Regions from separate parts of the Homo sapiens genome. Here region 1 is linked to region 2. A link is an interaction called in ENCODE POLR2A ChIA-PET data of the cell type or tissue named here. Cell type or tissue: B cell. All regions are shown on one strand. Links, peaks and the distances in the headings refer to the core of each region. The heading gives the core; the rest is flanking DNA.

Region 1 (15,723 bases), core at 3,956-7,955, 72 kb after region 2:
CGCCTGCCGGGTTCAAGTGATTCTCCTGCCTCAGCCTCCCGAGTAGCTGGGATTATAGGCATGCACTACCACGCCCAGCTAATTTTATATTTTTAGTAGAGACGGGGTTTCTCCATGTTGATTAGGCTGGTCTCGAACTCCTGACCTCAGTTGATCCGCCCGCCTTGGCCTCCCAGAGTGCTGGGAATACAGGCGTGAGCCACCGCACCCAGCCTCGTTTATTTTTTTCTTTGACAGGGTCTCACTCGGTCGTCCAGGCTGGAGTGCAGTGGCACCGTCTTGACTCACTGCAGCCTTGTCTTCCAGGGCTAAAGCCATCCTCCCACCTCAGCTTCCCGAGTAGCTGGGACTACTACAGGCGTGAACCACCACGCCTGGCTACTTTTTGTATTTTTTGTGGAGACAGGGTCTCGCCATGTTGCCCGGGCTGGTCTCAAACTCCTGGGCTCAACCCATTCACCCGTCTTGGCCTCCTAAAGTGCTGGGATTATAGTTGTGAGTCACCATGCCCAGCCCCATCTATTTTGAAATAAATTATATATTTGAAATATTTATGATATAAATAGAATATTTATAAAACATATTTGAAATACACATTATAAATATGTGTATACATATAATTTATATATTTACGTATAAGTAGTAATATATATTATACGTGTGCATGTCTAACCGAGCTGCGTGTGTCTTTCACACTGAGTGCCTTTCTATTTGGATTAGGCACAGTTTTAGTGCTCAGCTGCCCCAGGTGGCTTTCTTTATCTTACTGGACTATGGGGGCCTGACCCTGCAGATGGGCGTCCCCTCCTGTTCGGTGCAGAGCTCATCCTGTCTTATGATTTCACCATCCTCACCTCCAGTTCATTGAATTTCACCTGATCTCAATTGACATTTGAGTTCAAGACACTTCCTGATCTAGTCACTTTGCCTGTTAGGTGATTGAATTTTTGCAGTCTTTTAAAAAAGAGTTCCTGTGTGTATTCTATTTTTTTTTTTTTTTTTGAGGCAGAGTCTTGCTCTGTCATGGCTTACTGCAACCTCTGTGTCCCAGGTTCAAGCAATTCTCCTGCCTCAGCCTCCTGAATAGCTGGCATTACAGGCATGCACCACCATACCCAGCTACTTTTTGTATTTTTAGTAGAGACGGGGTTTCACCATGTTGGCCAGGCTGGTCTCAAACTCCTGACCTCATGTGATCCACCTGCCTCAGCCTGTTGGGATTACGGTCACTCCAGCCTGGGCGACAGAGTGAGACTCCATCTCAAAAAGTAAATAAATTTGCACTCCAGCAAATATTTTTGAGACTGTCTCAAAACAACAACAACAAAAAAACAAAACCAAAACACAGAAATGACCAAACTCTACTGTACACTCAAGTAAAGAGTCTGGTTGCTGGCCGGGGAGCCACAGAGCGTCTGTGAATCTTGAGTCAGGCGCGCACACATAGGCTTCTTCTCTTTGTGGACCTGCCAAGTGCCCAAAATCTCTATGGGAGATGCTTTTGTTTTCAAGAAAGCCTTTTTAAATCAAATCAGAATTATTTGGGAATAATAGGTGCTTAGTGAATTTATTAGTTGAATTGAATTATTACTTGACAGAAGGAGAGAACATAGATCGATTTAAAGGTGTTGCAAGTCAGCCAGAAACAAGGGTACAATTTTAGTTCATGAATAATTTAGATTAGACAAATTTATTTAGAATATTTATGAGATTGCAAAGTTAGTGTCAAAATGCCATTTAAAAATATGCTTAATAGGCTGGGCACGGCGGCACACGCATGTAATCTCAGCACTTTGGGAGGCTGAGGCAGGCGGATCACCTGAGGTTGGGAGTTCGAGACCAGCCTGCCAACATGGTGAAACTCCATCTCTACTAAAAATACAAAAATTAGCTATGTGTGGTGGCACGTGCCTGTAATCCCAGCTATTCTGGAGGCTGAGACACAAGAATCGCTTGAACCCGTGAGGCAGAGGTTGCAACGAGCTGAGATTATGCCACTGCACTCCAGCCTGGCCCACAGAGCAAGACCGTATCTCAAAAACAAACAAACAAAAACACCTTAATAAATCAGAAACTACCGATTGTCTCTATGTAACCACCTGCATTCCACGCACTCTGCTGTATCGATTCTGCATAAGTCATGAGTCCCTCAGGAATGGACTCTCCAAGTAGAATTCAGCCCCTTTTCCATCTATCAGTGTTTATTTTTGGCTTCTCATTTCTTAGAGCTTTACGAAGAACATAAAATAGCAATTATTCAACCATGGTCAGAAGCATGTTGAATCCTTATTTTTGTGTGATGTATTTTATATTTTTTTAGGCTGAAGCGAGCTGATAGCTTGACTGCTGCAGGCATCTTTCCTGATCCTGCTGGTCAGTTACCTTCAGCATTTCCAAAGGATACTAGGTTTGGTGGGGAGAGAAGGAATGTTACTGACCCACAATGACTGGATCAAAATTAACAGTGAAAATGGTAGGCTCAAGATACACGATGCACTTCAGTAAGTTAAACCAACCTAAGTCTCAAGACCCTAGTTATTCTTTATTTGCACAGTGATGTTGTGACACTTTACGTTATGAAAAAGAAACAGAAAGAGAGAGAGAAAAATATCATCCACATATTAGTACAGTGTAGAATCTCACCATATGCCCCAGGGTCAGACGATTTGAACCTCATGTTTCTCTGTGGCTCCCACAGTCCTAGCAACTTGGTCATTTTATGAACACAGTGTTTAAAGGCTCTAGACCTCCCCCTACTTCCTCCTCCTCTGATCTTTGTCCTCCTCTTCTTTGTTTTACTCATGATTTTGTGCAATATTGCTCCTAAATGCACACCAGTTAATTCACCTGGTGTTCAGCTGAATAAATAACTATTTCATTGCTGGAATTACAAAAGAAAAAAGGGCTAGGTTGGACTTGAACTTTGTTCTATAGTACTGTCTGGATGATTTAAGAGATTTTCAAGGGTAATTTTTTTTTAATTTATTTTTTATTTTTATTTATTTATTTATTTTTGAGACGGAGTCTCGCTCTGTCGCCCAGGCTGGAGTGCAGTGGCGCGATCTCGGCTCACTGCAGTCTCCGCCTCCCGGGTTCAAGCGATTCTCCTGCCTCAGCCTCCCAAGTAGCTGGGATTACAGGCATATGCCACCATGCCCAGCTAATTTTTTTGTATTTTTAGTAGAGACAGGGTTTCACCATGTTGGTCAGGCTGGTCTCGAACTCCTGATCCGCCTACCTCGGCCTCCCAAAGTGCTGGGATTACAGGCGTGAGCCACCGCGCCTGGCCGATTCAAGGGTACTTTTAAGTGTACTTGATTTTCATGTATGTGCTGATTTTGTAATCAGTGCCCCAAGTAAGATGTGACTCCATCTTCCCTATAAATGCAGTGCAGAGGGGTTATAACAGAGATAGGCTCAAAACAAAATGGGAATTTTGAGAGACTGTGGTGTGTAGGAACTGGGGCTGTCAGGAGAGTTCTCTGGAAGGAGCTGGCACTAGGAAGTGTCATGTCAGCGGCGTGGAGACTCAAGAAGGAAGCGTGATGTGCCAGAGGTCCTGCTGTGGGAGGGTGGTTGGAGTGGAGTGCACTTCTGCCATGCAGGGTGAGCTGTGTTCTGGGCTGAGGCATTTATCCCAGAGACACGCTCAGCCATTAGTTGATTCCCTAAGCAGGATAGAAATGGTCCCCATTCTCATGCCACTGACAGTTGAGCTGAATACGGTGAGCTCTTTGCAGGTTTTAATCAGAAAAGAGACCTGGTCCCATTTGTTGTGTATCTACATACACACGCACGCTCACACTCACACACATACACACCTCAAACAATTTAAAAAGATAATATATGCATGTGGTAAAAACTATCCAACAATACAAAAGCTCGTGTGTCTCTTTCTTTCTTTCTCTTTCTCTGTCTCTCTCTCTCTCTTGCTCTCTGTTTCTTTCTTTCATTTTGAGACAGGGTCTCGCTCTGTTGAGACCCAGGCTGAAGTGTAGTCGCATGATCATGGCTCACTGCAGCCTTGAATTCCTGGACTCATCGATCCTCCCATCTCAGCCTCCCAAACAGCTGGGATGACGGGTGCATGTCACCACACCCAGGTAATTTTTTAAATTTTTTGTAGAGACAGAGTTTCATCATGTTGTCTAGGCTGGTCTCGAACTCCTGAGCCCAAATGATCCTCCGACCTCTGCCTCCCAAAGTGCTGTGATTACAGGTGGGAGCCACTGCACCTGGCCTGACTCTCCTCTTTGGACACAATCATTGTTATCTCTTTTTAATGTATCCTTCTAGAGATATTCTATGCCCACACAGTGTATATACCCAAAAGTATTCTTCACTGTGCTCTGTTTTCATTAATAGTGAATCTTGGAATTCATTCTTAATACTTCATAGTGATCTATTGCATTCTTTTGATGGCAAAAGAACATGATTAGGTCCATCTACCATAATATAACGAGGGCCCTGCGGATGCACGGTGAGGTAGTTTTTTGGTCTTTTTGCTACTTCACAGCTGCAGTGCGTATTCCTGGGTGCATGCTTTTGCACATATATCCAAGTCCATCTTTGGAATAAATATCTAGAAGTGGAGTTATTTGGTCACAGGGTTTGTGCATTTAAAATTTTCTAGCTGCTGTTGCATTGCCCACTAGAGAGGTTGTACCAATTTGCTCTCTCACAGATAATGTATAGGAGTGTTTATTTCAGGAGGCCTCAGGTCAACATTTTAATCTTTACAGATTTTCTGGATTAAAAAGATGGCTGATATTGAGCATCATTTTCTTTGTTCAAGAGTCCAGTTGTATTTCTTTTTCTATGGACTGCAATTTTGTGCCCATCTTTATTTTTCTTTTTCTCTTTTCTTTCTTTCCCCCTTCCTTCCTTCCCTCCTTCCCTCCCTCCCTCCCTCCCTCCTTCCTTCCTTCCTCTCTCTTGCTCCCTTTCTCTTTCTTTCTCTCTTTCTTTTTCTTTCTTTCTTTTTCTTTCTTTCTTTCCTTCTGTTTCTGTCTTTTTCTTTTCTTTTCTCCTTCCTTCCTTCCTTCTTCCCTTCCCTTCCCCTTCCCCTTCCTCCCTCCCTCCCTCCCTGCCTCCCTCCCTCCCTCCTTTCTTTCTTTCTTTCTTTCTTTCTTTCTTTCTTTCTTTCTCTCTCTCTCTCTCTCTCTCTCTCTCTTTCTTTCTTTCTTTCTTTCTTTCTTTCTTTCTTTCTTTCTTTCTTTCTTTTTTTCTCTTTCTTTCTCTCTTTCTCTCTTTCCCTCACTCTGTTGCCCAGGCTGGAGTGCAGTGGCACGATCTTGGCTCACTGCAACGTTTGCCTCCCGGGTTCAAGCAATTCTCGTGCCTCAGCCTCCCCAGTAGCTAGGATTACAGGCATGCACCACCACACCTGGCTAATTTTTGTATTTTTAGTAGAGACAGGATTTCACCCTGTTGGCCAGGCTGGTCTTGAACTCCTGACCTCAAGTGATCTGCCTGCCTCAGCCTCCCAGAGTGCTGGGATTACAGGCTTGAGCCACTGTGGCTGGCTTTTTTTTTTTTTTTTTTTTGAGACAGGGTCTTGCTCTGTCACCTAGGCTGGAGTACAGTGGCACAGTCGTAGCTCACTCAGCCTCGACCTCATAGGCTCAAGCAGTAGTCCCATCTCAGTCTCCCAAGTAGCTAGGACTACAGGTATGTGTCACCATGCCCAGTGCATTAAAAAATATTTTTTATAGAGACAGGGTTTCACCATATTGACCAGGCTGGTCTCAAACTCCTGGGCTCAAGCAATCTGTCTGCCTCGAACTCTCAAAGTGCTGGGATTACAGGCGTGAGCCACCTCACCCAGCCCTCATGTCCGTTTTCCTATTGTGTTGTTAGCCTTTTTTCTTTATTGATTTACGAATGCTCTTTATATATTAAGCAGATGAGCCTTTTTCTATAGTAACAGTCGTAAATAGTTTTTTCCCCAGTTTCTCATTTGTCTTCTGATTTTGTTCATGTTGTTGTCACTATTGAAAAAATTTCTTTTTTGTTTATGAGGTATTTTATATTTATGTTACCAGGAGCTGAAACTAAGGTGGAGACAAAGAGAAGAGACATGTTTGAAAGACATAAATATTGTGTGTGTGTGTGTGTGTGTGTGTGTGTGTGTGTGTAGCAGGTAGAATGGAAAAACCAGGAAGTATTTTTTTTGAAGCTATGATAATAGGTGACTTTTGAAGTCTTTTCAAAGAACCGAGCAACAGAGGCCCAAAAACAATCTTTAGATACCACAATTCAGGGACAGGAGAGAAAATGTGGAATTAAGGAAATAGAAAAGGAGCTGCTGTCTGGTATGGCAAATGCCACTGGAGGTGGCAGTGTGTGCCCCATGTCTGAAGGCTGTCAGGGCCTCCTGGGTCAATCTTCCTTCCAATGGCCTCGGTTCCAGCCACAGTCCTGGGTATCTGAGACTGGCAGATGAATGGCTAATGTCATTGATTCTAGGCCTTCTTTTGTATTTTAAGGCAGGGTGCTTACAAAGGGTGATTCAGTAAATAAGTCATCTTGTGGAATTCATTTAAAATCTTAATCATAGTAGCTGAGCACAGTGGCTCATGCCTGTAATCCCAGCACTTTGGGAGGCCAAAGCAGGTGGATTACCTGAGGTCAAGAGTTTGAGACCAGCTTGGCCAACATGGTGAAACCCCGTTTCTACTAAAAATACAAAAAATTAGCCAGGCGTAGTGGTGCACACGTGTAGTCTCAGCTACTTGGGAGACTGAGGCAGGAGAATCGCTTGGAGACCCAGGAGGCGGAGGTTGCAGTGAGCTGAGACTGCACCATTGCTCCCCAGCCTGGGCAACATGAGTGAAACTCTGTCTCAACAACAACAACAACAACAACCAAAAAAAAAAAAAGTCTTAACTGTAGCAGCAACCTGTTACATATTAACATTTTCCCCTCATCTTCTCCTTTCTCTGTATTTTTTGATAAAGGGCCCATCTAGAGGCTGCAGGGCACGTGTGCGTTTTGAAGGATGCCTTTGACTTTGAAAGCCGATCTGAGATTGCAAACCTCATCTTGGCTGAGAACTGCGAGGCTGCCCTGGCTCTTCATCTCTATAGGGGAGGCAGGCTTTTGCAAGGTAATCCTCTTTTTCTTCAAAAGTAAAACACTAGAAATTCTGAAAACCGGAAGTGCCTGTAATGTCCAATAACACGGGAAACAGTGTCTCCTTTTTATCCAGTTCAGAAATGGGAGACATGCAATAATCTCTTTGGTTTGCTTTCTTAATGCACAATTTTCTTAAATGTTATAACAGTCAAGAATGGATGTGTATTGAAACTGTTTTTACCATATTAAAAGTATCATCCTTAATTTTTGTTTGTTTATTTATTTGTTTTTTTGGGACAGGGTCTCTCTGACTCTCACCCAGGCTGGAGTGCAGTGATACAATCTCGGCTCGCTGCAACCTCCGCTTCCTGGGCTCAAGCAATCCTCCCACTTCAGCCTCCCAAGTAGCTGGAACTATGGGTGCATGCCACCATGTCCCCTAATTTAAATTTTTGTTTTTTTTTTCAGGGATAGGGTTTCACCCTTGTTGCCCAGGCTGGTCTTGAATTCCTGGGCTCAAGCAATCCATCCTCCTCAGCCTCCCAAAGTGCTGGGATTGCAGGCATGAGCCTGGCCCTGAATTTTTTCAATGCATATTTCATCTTTCAAAATATATTTTTTTCAAAAGAATTCTTTTACAAATAGAGCACTTATGAAAGATGTTGTTCAACCCATCAATTTATGAGGAAACTACTAAGATGTTAAAACCAGTTTAAAGCACATTTGAGCAACTGGAGTTTAAATAAGCAATTTAATAAAGAATATCAGAGTAAATTCACGAGGTTAGTTGCAGAACTGATTAACATCCAACAAGGCAATGGGCCCCAAGCTTTGGAAGTATCTCTTCTACTGGACAGAAATGATTTACGTCTCTCCCTGACACAAAGCTACAAATGGCTTAATGTAACTTCACAGAGTATGAGCTTTCAATTAATAGTAAATAGTGAAGTCAAACAACAATACACTCTCTCAGAAAATGAGTCTTTAGAGGACCCTTTTAATTATGGCTTCCTAGAACATTGCAAGAAAATGCATGTGGACCTTATTTATTCTTATTATTCTTGACCTTATTTTCAGGTTGTGGAAAATTTTTCTTAACACTCACAAGACCCATCTGACTTTACTGAGAGTATAGCAGCCACCAAATAAAGGCAAGACAGATATTTTTGTTATTGTCTGGCCTGAGTGATTTCCTCAAACATGAATTAAATGACATAGTAGTGGTATCATTTGTGCTGCACCATTTTAAGGGATAGTAATAGCATGTCATTGGAGGATCAAAATTTGCTCTAGTCATCATCACATCAGGATTAAATTTTGGTCAGCAAAATGTGTCACACTTTCAAAAATTTTAGAGGTTTTTTACTGAAGGTGATTTTTTCATTTTTCCACACTGTATCAAACCTTATTTAAGCTCCAGCTCTTTTTCCTGCCTCCTGTTCCACAGGAAGTTGAGCCCTCTCTGAACACTCTCTTCATATATGGGCACATCTTACTATGTGTTCTTTTTTATTTTTTCAGGTAATACATGAAAAATTGCCCCGGTGTAAAATGTAACTGAGTGGTATAGTATGAAAAGTAAGCCTGTCTCCCACCTCTTATCCCCACTGTATTATTTCTCATTTCCAGAGGTAACCACAGTTAACATTTTCTTGTGGATATTCTCCTAGAAATATATGTACTGTATTGATTATCTATTATTACATAACAAATTACCCCCTGCCCCAACTTAGTTGCTTATCGCAGTACATTTGTTATCTAATGGTTCCTGTGGGCATTCAAAAGCAGCTTAGCTGGGTGGTCTGTCTCAGGGTTTCCCATGAGGCTGCAGTCTTATCTGGTGGCTTGACTGGGGCTTGCTGATGTGCATCCATTATAGTGCACTCACAAGGCCGTTGGTGGGAGGTCTCAGTTCCTTACCACATGGTCCTCTCCATGGCCCTCTTGAGTGTCCTCACGATGTGATGGCCAGCTTCTCCCTGAGAGAACCATCAAAAGAAAAGCAAGTTGGAATTTGCCTTATTTTTCATGACCCAGGCTCAGAAGTCAATACAACATGAATCCCACAATATCCTTCTGATTACACAGGTCAGCACTATTCAGTGTGAGAGGGCACTACACAGAGCATGCATATGAGGAGGTTCATGTACACCCATGCATGTATTTATATGTACCTCCTCCCCCATCTTAAACACACACACACAAATGGAAGCCCACCGCTGAATATATATTCAGCATCTTCCTTTTCACCGCTCAGCCACACATCTGGGAACTTTCTCCCATAGTGGCACATACATAGATCTGTCTCATCCATTGTGCAGAGGTGCCATCATTTAAAGTCTTCAATAAATAAATGTTTACATTGTCTTTAATTTTTCTATTTCACCTTTTAGAATGCTTGTCTCTGTACAGACATCATAGCATACCAACTTGGGAGAATATATTTGTGCTTCCATATTTTTGCATCCGTGCCTGAACAATCTAAATGAACTGTTTTCTGTATATGCGGAGAGTGTTTCTGAAAGTATTATTTCTAGAGAGTTATTTTCTGCTGAACAAGTATATGACTTTGAATTTTTTTTTTCTTTTTTTTTGACACAGGGTCTCACTCTGTTACCCAGGCTGGAGTGCAGTGATACAATCTTGGCTCACTGCAACCTCCATTTCATGGGCTGAAATAACCCTCCCACCTCAGCCTCCCAAGTACAGGCATGTGGGACTGCAGGCATGTGCCACCATGCCCGGCTATTTTTTTGGTATATTTTTAGAGACAAGGTCTTGCCATGTTGCCCAGGCTGGTCTTGAACTCCTGGACTCAACCAATCCACCCACCTTGGCCTCCTAAAGTGCTGAGATTAAAGGCATGAGCCACTGCACCCAGCCTTGAATTCAGTTTTAAGTGTAGTGAAACACAGTCTGAGCTTTGTCTCTGAATGTGAAAGAAGTGTAGAGTTTAACTTTCCTTATAGGCCAAGATGAAGTTCGGAATCCCTGATAGCTCAGTAGGAACCTTTGTAAGGTTGTCACTGACTGTTGCAACTCTTTCATGCAGTCACAAAGCCTCAGCCCTGAGTTTAGTGATTCTGTTGACAGTGAGTTGTGTTGTTTTCTTTTCTTTTTTTCTTCAGCTTTTAAGTTCAGCAGTACATGTGCAGGATGTGCAGATTTGTTACATAGGTAAACGTGTGCCATGGTGGTTTGCTGTACAGATCATCCCATCACTTAGGTATTAAGACCAGAATCCATTAGCTATTCTTCCTGATGTTCTCCCTCTTCCCCCACCCCACCCCCAACAAGTTGTCAAGTTGTGTCATTTTCTGTAAAGTGATACTTATTATTTTTTTCTTTTTCTTTCTTTCTTTCTTTCTTTCTTTCTTTCTTTCTTTCTTTCTTTCTTTCTTTCTTTCTTTCTTTCTTTCTTTCTTTCTTTTTTTTGGGGGGGTGGGCAGAGTCTCACTCTGTGGCCCAGGCTGGAGTGCAGTGGCATGATCTTGGCTCACTGCAGCCTCTGCCTAGCAGGCTTAAGTAATTCTTGTGCCTCAGCCTCCAGAATAGCTGGGATTAACAGGTGTGCACCACCATGCCCAGCTACTTTTTGTGTTTTTAGTAGAAACGGGCTTTCACTGTGTTGGCCAGGCTGGTCTCCATCTCCTGGCTTAAAGTTGTTTGCCCGCCTCGGCCTCCCAAAGTGCTGGGATTACAGGCGGGAGCCACCAAGTGCAGCCGGCCCCTGTTATTTCTTTTTAAAGGTTTTACACACATATGTGGAACATTTTATTCCCACAAGTGGGATTAGGTCTGTATATTTAACTCATATCTTAGCTACTTTTCCAAATCCACAAAGCTACATTCTTTTTATTGGCTGTGAGGTATTCCACTGTGACAATGCACCATACTTATTAAAAGTCTCTCTTGTTTTTTTGCTATTCCAAGCAAGGCTGAAGTGTTTTCGATTACATTTCTTTACACCATTGTATGTGGATGTTGGAAATATAAATTCCTAGGAAAGCCTGTGGGTCAAAGGGCTGTGTAACTTTTGTTTTGATTGACAGTGACAAAATGCTATATGGAAAGGTTATTCCAGTTCGTATTCTACTAACAGATGGGCAAGGACTTATTTCTCCTCTAGTCAGATTGCTGGATTTTTGTTTTTTCCTTCAAACTTACAGTTCTCAATTTTACCATGCTTGACCTCTGCTTCAAATAAACAAAGTCATCTGAAGTTAGGTTTGCTTCTTTTAAGAGTTGAAGGAGGAGAGGAGCCCTCTGCAAAACCAACCTATTGCCCAGAGGAAAAAAATCAATTACATTGCTCAATCTAATAAATATCGAGAACTGAAGCCATGCTTACTCTTAGTAAATGTGGTTAAACTTTTACTTGTTCATTCCTAGTTGTTGTCCATATGGAAATTAAACTGTATTTATTCCTCAGGGTTATGTTTTTGAAGGTTAAAGTCTCTCTGTGTAGCATCATGTGTAAAAAGCACCAGAACCATTGTCAGTAAGAAGAGCTGTCCCTGTGCACCGTGAGGTTTTCACTTAGCAAAGTATCTGGGGACCTTCTCTGCACCAGTTGCAGACATTGAGTTGCCCTACCCTGTCATTAACTGGCTGTGTGATATTTCATTCTGTGCATACACTACACATTTCTTAGACAGCCTTCTATTGATTAAACTGTATTTAAAAATATATAGTTCTTATTGATTTTTAAATTACTTATAGAGGTGATTTGGAAACTATGTAAAAATACAAAGAAGAAAATATGGCACCTGCAGTTTCGCCACCCAGAAACGACCACTGTTTGTGTGTGTGTTTTTGGTTTTATTTATGTTTTTATTCAAAATTAAGTTTGCAAAAAAGATATAATTTTACAATTAAGCTTGCAACTTCTTTTAAAAAATATTTGTAGTCGGCCGGGCGCGGTGGCTCACGCCTGTAATCCCAGCACTTTGGGTGGTGGAGACGGGCGGATCACGAGGTCAGGAGATCGAGACCATCTTGGCTAACACGGTGAAACCCCGTCTCTACTAAAAATACAAAAATTTAGCCGGGCGTGTTGGCGGGCGCCTGTAGTTCCAGCTACTGGGGAGGTTGAGGAAGGCGAGTGGCGTGAACCCGGGAGGCGGAGCTTGCAGTGAGCCGAGATCCTGCCACTGCACTCCAGCCTGGGCGACAGAGCGAGACTCCGTTTCAAAAAAAAAAAAAAAAAAAAACTATAGTCCAGGCGCGGTGCCTCACACCTGTAATCCCAGCATTTTGAAGGCTGAGGCAGGCAGATCACTTGAAGTTAAGATTTCGAGATTAGCCTGGCCCGCATGGTGAAGCCCCGTCTCTACTAAAAATACAAAAAAAATTAGCTGACCATGGTGGCGAGTGCCTGTAATCCCAGCTACTTGGGAGGCCGAGGCAGGAGAATCTCTTGAACCCAGGAGGTGAACGTTGCAGTGAGCTGAGATCATGCCCCTGCACTCCAGTCCGGGCAACAGAGTGAGACTCTGTATCGAAAAAAAAAAAAAAAAAAAAAAAAAAAATATATATATATATATATATATATATATATATAAAATTTATAGATATAGATACATAAAATAAATATATTTATATACCTATATAAATATATATTATATATAATATATAAAAATATATATTTTTTATGGAGTATTTAGTATGTGCTAAGCACTTTGATAAATGCTTTGGATGCAGAGATACTGCTGTATCTGACTCTTGCTCTGTAGTTTGTGTGTATATTTTAAAAATTGCAATCATATTATACTTTTAATTGCGTAACCTATTTTACAATATGTTAGAAATAGATGGTCTATATTTCCTCTGTCATTGAATGTTCTTTTGCAGCAAGTTATGAATGGTCCCGTCCTATTTCCATTTCTCCCCTCAGTTTTAAACAATATCATGATGAACAGCCTTCTGCATAAACCTTTGGAGCCCATTTCCTTTAGGATTTTCCAGAAATAACCTTGCAGGATCAAAGGGTATATGCATTTTTAAAGCTTTTCATACATATTGCCAAGTTATAACTAGTCACATTTATATAACTGTGTATATTAAATATTGCTAAGTAAAACCTTAACAGCTTGGAGAAGTGGAAGTTTGCTTTTCTGTTTAAAATTAGTATTTGCTGAGAAAATAATTATATAAAATAGCTAAGTAGAATATGCAAATAATGGAAAATAGCACATTAACAACATTAATACACATTACGGATATATTGCAGGTATAACGCAATTTTTTTTTTTTTTTTTTTTGAGACAGAGTCTGGCTCTTGTTGCCCAGGCTGGAGTACAATGGTGAGATCTTGGCTCACTGAACCTCCACCTCCCGGGTTCAAGCAGTTCTCCTGTCTCAGCCTCTCGAGTAGCTGGGATTATAGGCGCCCACCACCATGCCCTGCTAATTTTTGTATTTTTAGTAGAGATGGGATTTCACTATGTTGGCGAGGCTAGTCTCGAATCCTGACCTCAGGTGACCCACCACCTACCTTGGCCTCCCAAAATGCTGGGATTACAGGTGTGAGCCACCACACCCAGCCTGCAAATGTTTTAAAGAACAATATCAACTTTCATTCCTTAAGGTATGGACCAATTATTATATGAACGTCAAAGTAACACATTATATTTGTTTCTCCCTCTTGGGCATGTCTGTAAGATATTTTTGGCATGCATACCGATCCATCGTTTCAAGTGTGTGTGAACAGAACTTTACAGGTATCCTTAACTTAGATGGAATGGAACCTGTTCCCAGGTAGTGTGCTTTCTGGACTCTTTCCTATACACCCTAAATGGCACACAAGGAAAAACTTAACTTGATGCTGGCCAAGAGTGTGTTAATCAAGCTCCTCCTCTTTCTATTTATTTATTTATTTATTTATTTATTTATATTTTTAATTTTTTTTTTTGAGACGGAGTCTCACTCTGTCGCCAGGCTGTAGTGTAGTGGTGGGATCTCGGCTCACCGCAACCTCTGACTCCCCTGGTTCAAGCAATTCTCCTGCCTCAGCCTCTTGAGTAGCTGGGATTACGAGCACGCGCCACCACGCCCAGCTAATTTTTGTATTTTTAGTGGAGACGGGTTTCATCATGTTGGCCAGGATGGTCTCCATCTCCTGACCTCGTTATCTGCCCGCCTGGGCCTCCCAAAGTGCTGGGATTAGAGGCGTGAGCCACCACGCCCAGCCTTCTTTCTTTTTAAGAATATGCTTTAGGCTTGAGCCTAATAAGGAAGCAGATAAGGTCGGGTGGCTGATTGAGAAGCCAAGTTTAGGGCCGGGCGTAGTGGCTCATGCTTGTAATCCCAGCACTTTGGGAGGCTGAGGCGGGGGGATCACAAGGTCAGGAGTTCGAGACCAGCCTGGCCAACACGGTGAAACCCCGTCTCTACTAAAAATACAAAAATTAGCTGGGCATGGTGGTGGATGCCTGTAATCCCAGCTACTCGGGAGCCTGAGGCAGGAGAATAGCTTGAACCCGGGAGACGGAGCTTGCAGTGAGCTGAGATCGCGCCACTGCACTCTAGCCTGGGCGACAGAGCTAGACTCCATCTCAAAAAAAAAAAAAAAAAAAAGTAGAAGAAGCCAAGTTTAGGAAGCTATGATTTTCTGTTTTTCTCAGCCGATTACTGGGAGAGACAAACCTCTAGCACAAGTACTGATTTAGGAATAAGACCCTTACGTGGGTGGCTCCGAGTCAACTCACTTGGAAAATAGCTTGTGTGCTACTCTTCATTCTCAGTGCATTTCAGCAAATGCTCTTTGAGGACCTAACTTTGAGTGCCATCATATTAGAGCAAGGGGTGCAGACATAAATAAGAGAATCTTCTAGTCTATAAATAAAACCCAAGACCTTATGATACATGGCATGACATAGAAGGGAAAGGATTTACTTCTGAGAGACCTGGAGAAGATTTCAGAAACAAGGGATGACTGAATAGGGTTTTGAAGAGTGAATAAGAGTTTATAAATATATCCTCGAAAAATGAAAAATAGAACTACCGTAGGATCCAGCAATCCCACTTCTGGGTATATGTGCAAAGGAAATGAAATCAGTGTGTGGAAGAGATATCTGCAACCCCATGTTCACTGCAGCACTATTCAAAACAGGCAGGACGGGGAATCAACCTGTGCCCATTGATGTTAAATGGATACAGAAAATGGGGTATATATATATGTAATGGAAAACGAAGGATATTCTGTCGTTTGTAACAACATGGATGAGCCTGGAGGACATAATGCGAAATACAATAAGCCAGTCACAGAAATACAAATACCACATGGTTCTCACTTGTATGTGAAATCCAGAAAGTCAAATTCATAGAAGCAGAGAGTAGTAGGATGGTTACCAGGTGCTCAGGATTGTGAGGAGATTAGGGAAACGTTGGTCAAAAAGCACAAAATTTCAGCTAGGAGGAATACATTCAAGATTTATTGTACAGCATGGTGACTGTAGTGAATAACAATGTATTGTATACTTGAAAATTGCTAAGAGAGGGGCCAGGCATGGTGGCTCATACCTGTAATCCCAGCACTTTGGAAGGCTGAGGCGGGTGGATCACTTGAGGTCACGAGTTCGAGAGCTGCCTGGCCAACATAGTGAAACCCTGTCTCTGTTAAAAATATAAAAATTAGCTGGGCAT
Region 2 (15,723 bases), core at 9,790-13,789:
GTGACTTCATTGTTTGAGAATCCCCATTAACATATGTGGCCCGTGTTAATAACAGTGTGTATCACTCTGCGGCACACAGCAGTTTCACATTATTGCAGCATTCCGCTCCTGCTTAATGTGCTTTTTTTTCCAGGTGATGGGATTTTGCACCAAGTGAAATAATTGGTAATATTGAGGATCATCCATTTTTTATTACCTAGAATTCAGAAGTGATCAGGACGGGCCTGGTGTGACTCTGAGATGATGGGCTGTTGGGAAGTGTGATGTGATGTGGTACTGTGCGCTCTCCAATCCTCCGGGAAGCAGCATCTCGGCCCCTGGGGGTGGGGGGCACGAGGCCGGCCCCAGGGACCCTGTACTTGTACAGCCCGTCCGCAAATTCAGGCAGGACATGCGGTCGCAGTCTCACCCTGGGATCACTGACCACAGGCCCAGTGGGTCCCTGTCAGTCTTAAGAACTTTTTCTCCCCATCTGCCCATGACACTGTGGAGAAATGAAAAGCTCTGTCCTGCCCAGCTTCCCCGAAAAGAAAGTCTGGCTGAGCATCTTCACATGGAGCGAGAAGACGTTTGCTTCATGAGGCCAAGAAAAGCCAGTTACACACACACCGACGTCTTCAGGGCAGGCACATGTTTCATGCTTATTTATTCAATCACCGCTTCATGCTGTAGGGTGAACCTGATCAACTATCTAAATTCAGAAGAAAATGTAAAAAGTTGTCTGATAAAAAAACAGTCTTTACTCTCACAGAACACTTCTGATGCAGGATGGGAAAGTGGCTCTCCTTCCCCACGTCACACGATGCTCCGGCGGACACTGAGCATCCTATAATATCCTGGCATATGCCCTGCCACCACCCACCTGGAGGCAGCATCAGGATCCCAGGGCTGAGGGCTCAGGCCCACGAGGCTGCCCGCCCCGGCAGATGCCAGGCGCAAGTAGTGGGCTGTCACCTACGCTTCTGACCAACTACAGAGCAGGAACTCCCTCTCCAGGTTCAGCTGATTTGCCAGAGCAGCTCTGAGCTCGGGAAACGCTTTACTCACGCGTGCCCGTTTATTATCAAGGCTGTGACAAGGGCACAGAGGAACGGCAGATGGAGGTGTGCAGGGTGAGGTGTGTGGGAAGGGGACCGGGAAGCTCCCATGCCCGCTGGGTGTGCCACCCTCGGGGAACCCCCATGAGTTCAGCAACCAGGAAGTTCTCAGAACCCCAGGCCTCTGGGGTTTTATGGAGGCTTCATTACGTAGTCATGACTGATGACACACCACTGGCCACTGGTGATCGACTCCACCTTCTACCCCCACCCCCCCAACTTCCTGGAGGTGGGGGAGGGGGAGGGCTGAAAGTCCCCCCACTCCAATCACCAGACTGGTTCCCCGAGCAAGCACCCCCTCTCCTGAGGCTGTCCAGGAGCCACCACAGATGGCCTCATTAGAACAAAAGATGCTCCCATCACCCAGGAAATTACAAAGGCCTTAGCAGCTCTAGGCCAGGAGCTGGGGTCAAGGGGTCAAAGAGCAAATATGAAAATGTGGGCTTCTCCTCGTGCCCTATCTACAGGGGTTGCAGGAGTTCTGTCCCAGGGATTTAGGGCCCAGACCACATCTGTTTCTTATCTCATCACAATATCACAGGCTGGTACCCTGATGACTCTGTCAACCCTCCAACTGACTTTCTGGAGAGAATTTCCCTCGTAACATCGAGGGTGCACCTAGCTAGGAGCAGGGGCTGGCGGGACAGACGGAGCGGATGGATGTGGTTACTCACTCACCGTTCACACAGCCCGGGGCATCAAGGGCACAACGCACCGGAGGAAGGATCCGAGAGCTCTCCCGACGCCACCTGCCTTTCCCCTTTTGTGCAAAGGCCTTATGAAGAAAATCTGTTTGACACCATGGGTTATTTTTACATGTGATATATCCTGAAGACATGAGTTCTGTCTCCGGAAAGTGGTATCCTTCGTAGCACAAGGCTTTTCGAAACCTGCCCCGTTTTTTTTAACCTGGGCTCACAACTCCGGCCCCTCTGAGATCCAGTGATACCATGAGTGTCATCTGTATTCACTCTATCCTACTTCCACTGGTTGAAATGTCTTGTATTTTTCTATAGTTTTTCTATACTTTCTATTACACAACGAACAACAACGTGAGGGTTTTTTGGTTTGTTTTTTGTCTTCTCCAAATGCTGAAACTACCCTTCCATGCAGAGGAGGCTGCAGAATCAGGAGACGCGCCGGAGCATCCGAGGGCTGTGCAGGAGCGCACTTCCCCACCCTCCCCTCAGTTCCCGACTCGGGAAGCTCTGCGCCTTCTACACGACAGGGGAGGAATCCACACGCCACACCAGCAGCGACTGAGGACAAACCACGCAAAGAACCGGCTCATGGATTTCGCATTTGAGATGCTTTTTATAATAAAGTTATGCCAAAAATACAGCAACAAATACAGAAAAAGTATTAACAAACGGAGAAGCCCCAGATACACGTACAGTAACAATACAAAAATGTGACTGGTCAAACAGCTCAAGTTCACATTTAACACTTTCAATTATTTTTAATTACACTATTTCTGTTCAAAAGAATGTTTTCCTTACATACAACCATGATCAGTCTTTAGTCTCAATCGTACCAAAATAAAGCTATATATAAGCACTCTGACTAGGTAAGGTGTGAAGTACCCCGTGAGTTGCTCTGTGGCTTGAGATGGGACACATGGTCTCAAATGACTCTTATGCATGCCTTGCCTTAAGAAAGAAAAGTAATGTTGATGGTTTAAAAAGTAAGTACTTTTTGAAGCAGCAGATGAAATGTGTTTACTACCAGCCTAAATCAAAGAACATGGCAAGAGCAAGATTGTTCTCAGGAAGGAAACCATAAATATGGCATTTATGTAAAATCCTTGCAGCATCTGACCATGCTTTTATCTTTAAAAAAAAAAAAATCCTCACTTTCTTAAATATAAGTAACAGTTTATTAATTTTTTTTTTACAGTGAGATATGGCTATGGGAAGCAGGTGATACTATTTGTTTAAGAAACTGGGATGCCAACTAACACGTGGAGTTCCCCAAGACTTTGCAATCTCCATTTGTGAGTTTCTGTAAAAAAGGGAACCCAGCTAGAGGATTCACAGAGACCTTGAATGACAAGCGACATACTCGAAATCTGCAGCTCTCCTCCCGGAGGGCCCAGCGTGCCAGGAGACACGCTGCAGTAAGGCACTTACCAAGCTCCTTTGGATAGAGGGAAAGAAGAAATCAATCCAGGCAACATGCAAGTTTCAGTGAAGTCAGACATTTTATGGGAATTTAAAGTCTTGCCTGTTCTCAGTGCACCCCAGTCAGTTACTGACATGTCAGCCTCAGAAACCGCACATGGCCTCAGGAAGGTCAGGCCCTCCTGCTGGTGGGCACGCCATTGGCTCTTGATCGCTGATGGTCTCGATGATGGTCATATTTCACAGAAATAATGAGGAAAAGCAGGAGGGTAGCTCCTTGAATAGCAGCCAGAAGAAAAAAGTAATAGTTCAAATAGCAGCCGTTAATATTACCTGGAGAAAACAAAAGGAAAGCGGCAGGTAAGCTGCGCTGCTACAGGTATTTTTTCAAGACTTTACTATTTAATCTGGTTCCCACTAAGGTTTAACTGGAGTCATAAAAAAAGTAACAAATGTTGTCTCTGTAGTCCAAAATGCACAAGCATCTTGCTTTCAAAACCACTGAAGAAGCTCCCTGAAGTCAGATACATCGCCACCGGGGGCTCTGGAGGTGGGCTGTCTGCAGCCCCCCACCTGCCCCTAGCAGCCCATCCCTCTCTTCTGTAAGGTAAAAGGAGGAGGTTCCCTGAGGAAACTAGAAAAGGTAGCTCCCCAGTACTCAGGAAAATCCCTGCGTGGCCTGCAGACACACATGCGGTGGTGAAGGGGACAGTGTCGACGGAGAGTGTGCCTAAGGCCGCACGACAAGGCTGCAAATCAGGAGCAAGGGGAAACCTGCCAACCCAGCCTCCTGTGACTGCTAATCCCCCCACACCAGAACAGCTGGGCAAAGTAAAAAATTACCTTCCTGTGTTCTTGCCACCAGAAACAAGTGTTAGCCGGTCTGGTGTTATTTCCTTCCTGCCTTTTCTGAGGCAGTGTTCCTCTCCTCAACTACTTCAGGGGAACTTCCTCCATTTATAGTTATGATTGGCCTGGAACTGCATTGTTGAGGAAGGCAGATGCGAAGATAACAAAAGAGCGCCTGACTATCTCTTTATCGAATCCTGAGGTGAGCGTCTTTGTAACTTGGCTATGGAACCTGTGCACTTTTTAGCATCACAGATTGCACTATGACACAGCCTGAACATCGTGAATTCTGGATTCACTGCATGGGTCACTGACACACCCAACACACCAGGGCCGACAGCTGGGCAATGTATCAAAGGAAGAGATGAGCTGGTTTCTGAATGTGTCTTAAACATGTTCAGGTTTTAGCATCCTCAAACTGACACAAGCAGATACCTCTGCATACTTTAATACAAAGAGTTAGCATACACTGAATACCCAACCGAGTCCCGGGCACTATGGAGGCACTTTACACGCAACGTCTGCATCCCAAGCAGGCTGGACAGCACAGAGGATAAGATCATGGGCCATGCAGCTCAAGCTATAAGGCTTGAATCCGGCCTCTGAGACCTCTGTGCTCAGTTTCCTCATCTGTAAAATGGGGAAAGCGCCGAGGAGCAGCATTTCAGAAAGGCACTCAAGAGGGAGTCTGGACGCGGTGAGGGTGCTAGCAACACGTGCCACGGTCATGATCCCCCTTTCACAGAGGTCTGGAACTGTCCACTCTGCAAACTGGCAGTCTCTCCGCCAGAGAACAGAGTTCAGCCAGCACCGGCTAACATCACCACTCAATGTGCAGACGTGGGAACGACGTGTGAGCAGAAAACGGCAGGACTTTTAGCTCGTCATGACTGGTCATCCAGGCCAAGCCGAGTGTCGCCCTGTGCTCTCCACCACGGCTGCTCCTGCCACCATGGCGTCCCTCTGTCTCCGTACCATGTACATCACCTGCCACCAGCTGGAAAGCACTGCTGCACGTTTCTGCACGAGGTCGCAGGTGCGTGTGGCCGGCAACATCACGAGGGGAGCGAGTGCTCTGGAATCAAGTTGCTCCATTTTCTGCTCCTCTTCAAAAACACTTTCTCATTTGTTTATTTTAAAAAGTGAGACTTCCTTTCTTCTGAAGACCTTTTTAAAGCTGGGTTATTCTGGCACTTCCTTTTTCTATCTGAACATATACTGCATGTTCAACAGTGCATTTATCAAATAAACACAATATAATACACGTCTGGGCCAGGCGCAGTGGCTTATGACTGTAATCCCAGCACTTTGGGAGGCCAAGGTGGGTGATCAACTGAGGTCAGGAATTCAGAATCAGCCTGGCCAACACGATGAAACCCCGTCTCTACTAAAAATACAAATAATTAGCCAGGCGTGGTGGCTGGCGCCTGTAATCTCAGCTGCTTGGGAGGCTGAGGCCAGAGAATTGTCACTTGAACCCGGGAGGTGAAAGGCTGCAGTGAGCCAAGATGGTACCACTGCACTCCAGCCCGGGCAACAAACGTGAAACTCCATCTCAAAAAAAAAAAAAAAAAAAAAAAAAAAAACCCACACATCTGTATGGTGAGATCTCACACATTTTTAAAGAGTGCTCATTCACACCAATTAAAGAAGATCATTTCCTGTGTCTACTGATTTAGAAAGACAGCTGCTAATACCCTGAATTCTACCAGACTAAAGCTTTATTTTTTCAACAGATGTTTTACACTATTCGTTCAACCCTTACGACCTACCAGGCTCTGTCCTGGGCACTCAGTGGAAATGCAAACCCCAGCTTCCTGGAGCCTGGCACTAGCTGTCACTGCTGTCCCAACACTGGCATTTGACGCTACTGAGACGAGGTTGTCATCAAAATATAAACGACATCATTTTATGTGCCTATTTTGAAATACGAGTCTCCCCAAATGTACCAGTCACTGAAAACTTCCCGAGCTAAAGCTGGCAGGCCACGTGAACTGAAGGCTGAGGCCACATGAACTGAAGGCTGCGCGGCCCTGCGGGAGTGGAGGTGCGGTCCAAGCCCGCAGGCAGACACACCACGCCTCGTCAGGGTCTGTCTCAGGGTGGCATTACACAGGGTATTCGGAAACGCCTAAGTCGCCTGGGAGAAAACCTGCCGTGCATTCCTGGGCCTCTTCACAGACAGAAGGATAATTACACAGGAAGATGGCAAACACTAGGGTTTTGACATTTGACAAGACAGACTCTTGGGTCCCCAAGGAATGAGCGCACCCGCCCCCCAGGCTCACAGGCAGGGCAGGTATTCACAACAGCCCCACACTGCCAACATCTGGGCACCCACCGACAACAGCATGGATAAATGCCTCGTGACGGCTCGTACGAAGGAGCAGTACTCAGAAGTACAGGGGAGATGCTCACAGACAGAAGTGCTAAGTGAAAGGAGACAGCCACAGCCCAGCACAGGACAGGCGAGGGTAACCTGTGGGGACCAACGCTGGAATAGAACAGGTTTACCTTCTGAGGGGGGCAGTAAACTAAGGAGAGAGGCAAGGAGGGCTTCCAAAAGTTCCTCCACTGAGATCCAGACTGCAAACACAGCAAGCTGTGCTTAAGATTAGAGACCTTTACTATGGTATGCACGTTCTCCCCAGCTTAAATAACACTAATAAAAGGAGCCTGCTGGGAGGTCGGTAAGAAAAACACAATGTAACAAAACTCTGGGGACTCTCCCTTCACAGTGCTGTGACTTTACAGAAAGCTATTTCCTGTGTCGGTCACGAGATGGTGAGGTAGGGCCAGGGATAAGGGTGGCACAGACACCCCCGGAACCTGGCCTGAGAGCTGCTGCTCCTTCCAAGGCCACACAAATTCAGGGAGAACTCTCTCTGAGGAGCGGGCTTCCTGTGGATTTCCCATGTCACAGCCTTTATTTCTCTACCCAGGACGCCAAGGGCTGCTCGACAGATGAGCTCCAACTCTCCTTACTGGTGTGAACCAAGGAGGCTGCCATGCAGCCAGGGGGCACAGCCTGGGGGCTGCTGGCAAACACGCCTCCTTCATGAAACATTTCCCATTCTTGAAAACAACAGACAGATCCTGGCCCATCCCCAGCACACACGCCCTGAGAGCACCAATGCAGGGGAAGTCCACAAACAACCTGTCAGACAGAAATGATGAATGAAAGGTCAACTCTGAGATGTGAAATTAAATTAAGAATGAGGATTAAATGACTAGAAAGCAACGAGAATGACCAGCCAATCCTTTATGACACATTTAAAGATAAAACAAAAACCAAGAACCAGAATCTTCGTCTTCAGAACTATGGACTTTGGTCTTTCTTTGAAGGAAGTCTGTCCCATGTACCACAAGAGGATCTTATTCCTCGGGCTGTTCATCTTCAGGAGAAGGTGGGAATGAAACACCAGCCCCAAATCCACATGTCCTCCTCAGAGCAAGCAGCCCTGAGCTGGCCATGGAGGTGGCACCCACAGCCAGAAAACATCAGTGACAAGTGTCCATGGGACATTGGTGGCTTGGAGTTCTGGGCTTTACATTAGGACTCCACAGGCCTATACTCATGGAAGGGCTCTGGGAATTCTGCAATTTCTGCAGAAAAGTCCCTAAACGTTCACCAGATTCTCAAGGGGATTTGTAACCTAAAAGTGGCTAAGTACTACCGGACCAGAGCAAATGCCACATGATTATACAAGAAAAAGTAACAAGGTTGTTTCTGTAGATAAAATATTTTTACAAAGGAAAAGAAAGAAGAAACCTTCGCTTGCTGGGTCCATTTAAAGGCATCGTAAACCTGGAGAAAGCAAAACTCAGCTTTTATGAGTGGTTCTGTTCAACACTCAAGATGCCACCTACTGGTATTAATTGTAAAAACCCATTATGATTGATCACAAGTAATATGTTTATTTTTAAAAGTAACTTACTATCTATCTTGTCTTTTTCGTATCAGAAAAGGTGCTGTTAGGAAAAGAAAACGAAAGTACACCACCAAGTTAAAGAAAGGGAAGCTTGGGGTACAGATTCAGCTGCCTCACGAAGACTGAGCTGGACGGGCGTGGAGAAGGTGCTTGTCTGTCAAGGACGTCCCCGTAAGGAGCGGTGGCTGCAGCAGCTGCTCGCTGGGCTGTGGCCAGGGCAGGCTTGGCCCCTGGGATGAGAAGAGAGGCCTGCTTGTCTCCTGAAAACCGTTCATGATGTAAGGAAACACAGTGATGCAAGCAGCACAGAGCAGTGCTGTGGAAGGAGCGGTGGACAGGCAGCTCGGGACAGGCCATCCACGTGAAAACACCTCCGCTCACTCAGCCATCTCCTGAGTGCCTGCGCCTCCCCCTCACTGGCTATTTTCAAAAGGGACAGGATGCTGGCTCTTACCAAAGTCTGTGTGACTGCTCATCCATCCGATGGCTTTGATAGACACCAGTGCCAGCAGTCCAGAACCCACGAACGACCCGACGCCAGAGAAGAAAAAGAACAAGCCCATTATGGCACTCTGCATGGACTTGGGGGCAGCTGAGTATGCAAATTCCAGGCCTGAGGAAAGAAAAGGGAGGGTCGTTTTTGTGAAAGGGGCACTTTAACACATGGGATCAAAGCTTTCACCTAATATAGCAGAGGAAGCGTGGGGTCTCCTAGGGACTGAGTCCTGCAGACAGGCACAACCTCTTTTCTATTAGGAGGACGATGCTTACTAGCGACCAAGAATCAATGGCTATGGGCCAACTGTTCATTCTCCTAGCCATTAGGATAATTCCTAATAAATTCAATGAGCAGAAAGTTAAACTCCTTGCTCTCAAGCTTAAAGGTAATGTGATTTGTTGGCTCTTAGACTTTTGTGTTCCTTAAAGAGATTAGAGAAAAAATTTTCCTATATTGTCAAGGAATGGGAGTTTGAAAACAAAGTACACACACTAAACTGGGAAATCTACATAAGGATTCTATTTCAGAGGCAATATACTTTATCTTTTTTTTGTTGAGACGGAGTTTTGCTCTTGTTGCCCAGGCTGGAGTGCAATGGCAGGATCTTGGCTCACCGCAACTTCCGCCTCCCTGGTTCAAGCGATTCTCCTGCCTCAGCCTCCCGAGTAGCTGGGATTACAGGTGCGTGCCACCATGCCTGGCTAATTTTTTGTATTTTTAGTAGAGACAGGGATTCACCATGTTGGCCAGGCTGGTCTCGAACTCCTGACCTCAGGTGATCCACCCGCCTCGGATTCCTAAAGTGCTGGGGTTACAGGTATGAGCCACCGTGACAAGGGCAATAGACTTCAAAACTATTTTGGCAGGCCCATCTATAAATTTAGATTTTTATAACTAGACACGGAGATTTGTAGTGTATTCTAAATAGAAGTCCATTCCGTTGTGATTTATTCCCTTTACAAATTCATTAGCCAATTCTGGATGAGTTTTCTACAGTGAAAACCACCACTGACTACTACCCACACATCCATCCACCTCTGCATATCACTCATCTTCTCTTCTCTCTCACTCTCAGCAGCCGGACAGATCTGCCCAGAATACACTTGTTCAACCACTGCAGGATCTCACTAATAGGAAAAGGGAGGCCTGTGAGAACACGTTTCTAAAAATTAGATCTGCTTCTTTACGTACATCTAAACGAAGCGCACTGAGAGCTGTGAGCTCAGCCCAGCCACCACGGCAGCATGGCCGAGGGCTCCGCTGGGAACTATCCAACCACGATTGCTTTCTTCTTCTCTGTCCTGTGGCACTTACAAGGTAGTTAACAAACTTTCATGAAAATATTTTGCGATACTGTTTTTACACAAAGAATGGAGAACCTCAGCACTGGTGTGTTTACCTAGCGATTCATATTCTAAACCACACACTGCCAAAAACTACAGAAGTGCTGTGCTATCCTTGTCTCAACATATTCCAACAGCACAGTCAGAATGCCCGAGCGCTCACGCTTGTGCCTGGACTCAGACACCTCCGGCACTAAAGGTCCTCACCTGCGATACTTGCAAAGATCTCGCTGATCCCAATCAGCAAGTACTGCGGCACCTGCCACCACAGCGACAGATCGGCAGCATGGTAGACGACGTTGCCGATGGTCTGATTAATGGTTTTCTCTTTAACAAGGTTCAGCCTTTTACTCTCCAAAATTCCTAGAATTCAAAAGTAGGTTAGTGTAATATTCATTTATTAACATTTACAGTTAATCTAAAAATCTGATGTTGGCTACGAGACTTCGTAGCAAACGTGATTCTGATGCGTGAAAGGACCACGTCTAATCACAGCTTCCCCCAGGACTAATAGGCCCCCAGCCTTCAGCCTCCTAAGCAGGCTGAGTGGAGGTCATGGCATAGCACACCTATTTCACTTCGGCTTTTTACAGCATCTTATATAAAATCAGATGTTCAACATGTTTCATTTAATCCTCAAATATCTGGATTGCTCACCCATACCTCGTTTGTCTCTTACAAAGGGGAGTAGGAGAAAGTTAAAAAGTCCTACTGTAGAATTAACAGTAGTGCTATTTTACCCAACAGCAGGTAATACTGAGATGTTCTTCCAATCATAGTGATGGATCGAAGGTGATCTACTGATTTATTATTATAACAACAAATGATGATAATAATGATGATGATGATGTTGGTTTCCCTGCATAGGGTAGGCTTAATCTTTGCAACAAAGTAAGCTGACTTCACAAATCAACCTGTGCTCTCAGCAGCATTGAGATCTCACTGCAGGTGCAGGCTAAGTTACTGGTCACCTATCAAGTGTAACAGAAAGACATGAGAAAAACAAGCAAGGGCAGCAGCTCCTACTCTATAAACAAAAATCAGCCACTGGAAATAAAGTGTAAAAGCATCTATTCGCAGGTCCAAGTCCTTAGGTTAAAGATACCACCAAGTTTTATTTTATAAAGAATTCTTATTGCAAATTAGGTCACAGGCCCTAATATTTAAAGCGTATGTAAAATATGTTTATTTTAAAACATGAGTATGAAGAAAGGTCTGGTCAGAGGGCAATGGAATGAAAATATTAAAAATGTTCCTTCTAAAACCTGAGCATGAGAAAGGACCAGGATATGATCCATAGGGCGATGAGAACACAAACTCTGGAATTTCCACCTCAAATCTCAACTGAAATGCCAAGCAAAGTGAAAACATTCTCCAGGATCAAAGTAGAGAGAGACCTTCGAGCCAACCCACAGCTTACTTCCATCAGAAAACCTGCAGCCCCACCCTGGAAGAGTGTCAAGGGAAACCCAATCCTTCCACTCCGCCCTCCACGGGAGAAACATAAACGCAGACCCAGGCAAGGACAGCAAACTATTTAGAGCCCTTAGTTGTTCTGGAAAGGGCATCTGAGGGCATCTTAATCAGGCAAGGCTGGTAGTGACAATAGGGACTGTCCCCAAATGACAGCCTTCCTCCCGACAGGGCAGCTGACAGCAACCATAGCACTGCACCCCTAGCCCTGGCATCAGCGCCTTCAAACACGAAGAATGAACTGTGTGACAATGGCTTCCCCTAGACACCCAAGGTCCTCAGCTCCCACCTGCTCCCCTGGGACCATAGCTGACTACACTGGTCCCCACTCCTTGAATGGGAACAGAACCTATGCAACTCAAGCAGAAATTCAGGTCTATTTTGGAAATAAACACGAAAGCTGAATACCACTTTTCTCCTTCACAGGAGAGGAGGAGAGCCTAAGGATGACACCAAAGTGTCTGCAGGGGGCGGGACAAGGGAAGGTTACTCATGCGGAGGACAATAAGTAGATTTTATAACCTGAATGGGAAAGATACTACTATTGCTACTGGCATAGTTCTACCAGAGAACTTGTCTTATTATTCAAGAAAACACAGACTCTGAAGACTAAGGATGAAAAAGGTAACAAAGAAATTAAGGGGACGTTGGCTTAAGAGAGACACAAATGATGAGATCAAGAATTAGGAGAAGAGAAAATGAGAAAATAAATAGGCCTGATTATTGGTGAGGCTGTTGGCAGAGAGATGAGCAGCGGCAAAGGCGCACACACAGCCAACACTGCGGAAACCAGGATCGGGACGGGTGCCCCCAGTCACGAGCGAGGCGGAGAGGCAAAGCCAATGGGGAAAATGACCCTGCCTGTGAACAACTGAGAGCCCTGGAGAGGCTGGGACAGGCCGAAAAGCAGCAGGGTTCAGGCTGAGTGACAGTGACATGGCAAGCGGGCACCCAGTAAAAACAAGCATGGGATGCGACGCTGGATAATCAACACAGCAGTCAGGATAAATGAGCCAAATCCTTCAGATAAAAGTCATCCACTTGTATCAGTTCAAAAAATAAACAAAACTGAGTATTACGGTTAATACACAGAACTAAAGCATAATATAACCCAAAGATTGTAAATAAAGGAGAGGACAGGCCAGGATGTATCAGACAAACAATCATAAAGGGAAGAGGTGTCAACAAAAATACCAAGAAGAGAGAAAAAGAATCAAAAACCAAAATAACCAATAGGTGCCATGTATGAATTGTTCCTTGTGTGATGAGCCGCTTTTGTTGATGGATTCACAGACAGCACCTCATTTATTATTCACAGTAAGCTGGGGGGAGAAATAACCCAAGCTCATTTGAAGATGAGGAAAATGAGACTTGGAGACAACTGGCAGAGCTGAGGCCAGGCTTCACACCCGGCTCTCAACGATGCCACATGCGCTACCTTCCAACCCAACGGCTGTTTCACTATGGATGACACATAGTATCCAGACACAACACAAATCATGAACTTTACTGTGAATTAAAATACCATCTGGCTGCTAGAATCTCACAGGAATACACTTCTTTTTGTCCTTGTCAGAACAGGTAGACGAAAAAAAAAATACAGCTTTATTTGGCATAAAGTTTACAAACTACAGACACAAATAGAAAGCGAGGCCCCAGACCGACTTCATGACAACAAATAATTCTTGAGGCCTACAACATGTCCGGGACGACACGACGAATTGGACAGACACAAAGATCCGGGTCCTCGTGGGGCTCCCTTCTGACAGACTTATGTTTTAAGCCCACATGGTGTTTTAGAAAGTGTTCGGGCAGGACCTGTCTGTGCCTTCCCATTCACCACAGACCCACTGTGTTATTCTTGGACCATGCACTCATCCCCATGGCCTCAGGCCCACTGCCAGTACTGGAGTTTAAGACTCCTGCTGTAAAAGACCTAATTAATACCGTTGGTAGTATTACAATACATGAATCATGCTATTCACCTACAACATTTTGAGAGAGTGATATTTGGCCATAACGGAAGCCTTGAAATCCCCAATGCAAGAATTATAAAAGCCATAATCTCTCCTGACTCAACAAAATTTGCCATCATTAACAAAAGTATAAACAAAAACATCAATATTGTAAAACTTAAAAATTCTCTGAAATTAGTCTTAGATCAAAAAGAAAACCAAAACCAGTTTCAATATTCACAGAAAACAAGAAAGAGAACATTAAAACAAATCAAAGCACACAAGAACTGACCAAAGTAGTAATAACAAGCAAATTCATAGCATTAAATTATCTTTTCATTATTAAATAGAATAGAATAAGTAAAAGTGAATGAAAGCCAGGCCCAGTGGCTCACGCCTGTAATCCCAGCACTTTGGGAGGCCAAGGTGGGCAGATCACAAGGTCAGGAGTTCGAGACCAACTTGGCCAATATGGTGAAACCCCGTCTCTACTAAAAATACAAAAATTAGCCGGGCATGGTGGCAGGCGCCTGTAATCCCAGCTACTGTGGAGGCTGAGGCAGGAGAATCGCTTGAACCAGGGAGGCGGACGTTGCAGTGAGCTGAGATCACGCCACTGCACTCCAGCCTGGGTGATGGGAGGGAGACCCTGTCTTGAAAATGAAAAAGTTATCAAATTTCTTCTCAGAGAGGTAATGGACTCCAGATGACTTCAAGCTAGGCAAATGCTTGGAACTCCTTGAGAACAGAAAGATAATTATTGTCCCCTTAAAATATTCTCCTGCCTACAGAGAAAAAGAGAGTACACCAACTCTTTTTAAGAAGCTGTATCACCTCACTGAAACCGCCAAAAACAACCGCAGACGAAGGCCGATTCTAGACACAGACGCACACGTGCTCAATGACACAGCTGCAAAGTCAGGTCAGAGGACCAACATCAGCCTCTTTTAACAGACAGGGTTTGTCTTCTAAAACGCAGGAATAGTTAAATGTCAGGAAGCTAATACAATAATATAAATAAAATACATGAGAAGCCAAAGGCAGCCGGGGGGAGATGCAATTATCCTTGGATACCCCCCCCAAAAAAATCCAACATTCATGCTGGCTAGATGTTTAATGTCATCACAAATACCTACTTTAACAAGCAATGATAAACTTTCAACTTAACTGTGAGCTACTAGTGGCAGTCCCATTAAAATCAAGGATGAGACTAACGTTGAATCAAAGAAAAAGAGAAAAAGAGATATAATTATTACAAAGACAGAAAAAGAAACTATATTATTTGAAGACAAAGAATGACCATTTGAAAATAGTTCACTGAAACTCACAGAATTTTATAAAATCCCATATATGAGGAACTGAAAATACATAAAGTAGTTACCAATAAACCTAACATAAAAGGTAGAGAACCTAAAGAAATGTATAAAACTTTCCAAGATTCCATAAATAAAATTATAGGAAATTTTTTTTCTTTTTGAGACAGAGTCTCACTCTGTTGCCCAGGCTGGAGTGCAATGGCATGATCTCAGCTCACTGCAACCTCCACCTCCTGAGTTCAAGCGATTCTCATATCTCAGCCTCCGAGTAGCTGGGATTAAAGGCATGCGCCACCACGCATGGCTAATTTTAGTATTTTTGGTAGAGATGGGGTTTCACCATGTTGGCCAGGCTGGTCTCAAACTCCCAACCTCAGGTGATCTACTCGCCTTGGTCTCCCAAGGGAAAATCTTTTAAATGGGAAAAAATCCATAAGCTAAGAGATAAAAATTTGAAATCCTTAAATAATCATGATCTATTACGTAACAACACAAAAAAAGAAAAACCTGGCCGGGTGTGGTGGCTCATGCTTATAATCCCAGCACTTTGGGAGGCTGAGGTGGGCAGATCACGAGGTCAGGAGATCGAGACCACGATGAAACCCTGTCTCTACTAAAAATACAAAAAATTAGCCGGGCATGGTGGTGGGCACCTGTAGTCCCAGCTACTCGGAGAGGCTGAGGCAGGAGAATGGCGTGAACCCGGTAGGCAGAGCTTGCAGTGAGCTGAGATTGCACCACTGCACTCCAGCCTGGGCGACAGAGACTCTGTCTCAAAAAAAAAAAAAAAAAGAAAAACCTATTACAAAAATGGGTACAACACAAACTGTACACAGAATATAACCATGTACAGTTACATTCTATGGGGATCCAGGTAAACCATGACCCACCTAAGATGACAAGTTTGATAAATTTTGGGAAAGAATCTTAAACGTCACTAATAACGTGTTAAAACAATAATATACCATTTTTCAACCCTTCAGCTAAGAAAAGATTAACAGAAAAAAAAATCATTTATTATGGGTGTAGATTTATTATGGGTGTAGGTGGTAAGCTATAAGCAAAATCAAGTTTCTTTCCCATTAAAATTTTGGTTTGCTATGATGGTTTCAAATCTCTACTCAAAGACCATTAATGTC

What was found. Peaks named below come from ENCODE experiments on the same cell type or tissue, not always from the same donor. Only the 100,000 strongest peaks of a DNase experiment are listed, where the experiment ranks them.
Region 1: POLR2A ChIA-PET joins it to region 2 with 5 read pairs; 4 of 35 experiments call an interaction of 5 or more read pairs at or near these places.

The regions. Positions count from the first base shown.
Region 1 is chr12:128,868,955-128,884,677 of GRCh38, forward strand. It overlaps GLT1D1 (glycosyltransferase 1 domain containing 1), which reads left to right. Exons shown (of 12, transcript NM_001366886.1): 2 at 6,960-7,108. LOC124903084 (a long non-coding RNA gene) reads right to left here and starts at 2,761. Exons shown (of 3, transcript XR_007063603.1): 1 at 2,644-2,761. In B cell, for the core only: no CTCF peak of the experiment used is centred there; no DNase peak of the experiment used is centred there.
Region 2 is chr12:128,790,807-128,806,529 of GRCh38, forward strand. SLC15A4 (solute carrier family 15 member 4) reads right to left here. Exons shown (of 8, transcript NM_145648.4): 6 at 10,048-10,203; 7 at 8,453-8,611; 8 at 2,388-3,550. The coding sequence ends at 3,390. Among named protein-coding and RNA genes, the nearest start is that of SLC15A4, 25 kb to the right of the region's middle. RefSeq lists enhancers at 974-1,063, 1,062-1,562, 1,114-1,273, 11,626-12,127, 12,128-12,627 and 4 more. In B cell, for the core only: no CTCF peak of the experiment used is centred there; a DNase peak (open chromatin) is centred at 11,534; H3K27ac peaks cover 687 bases.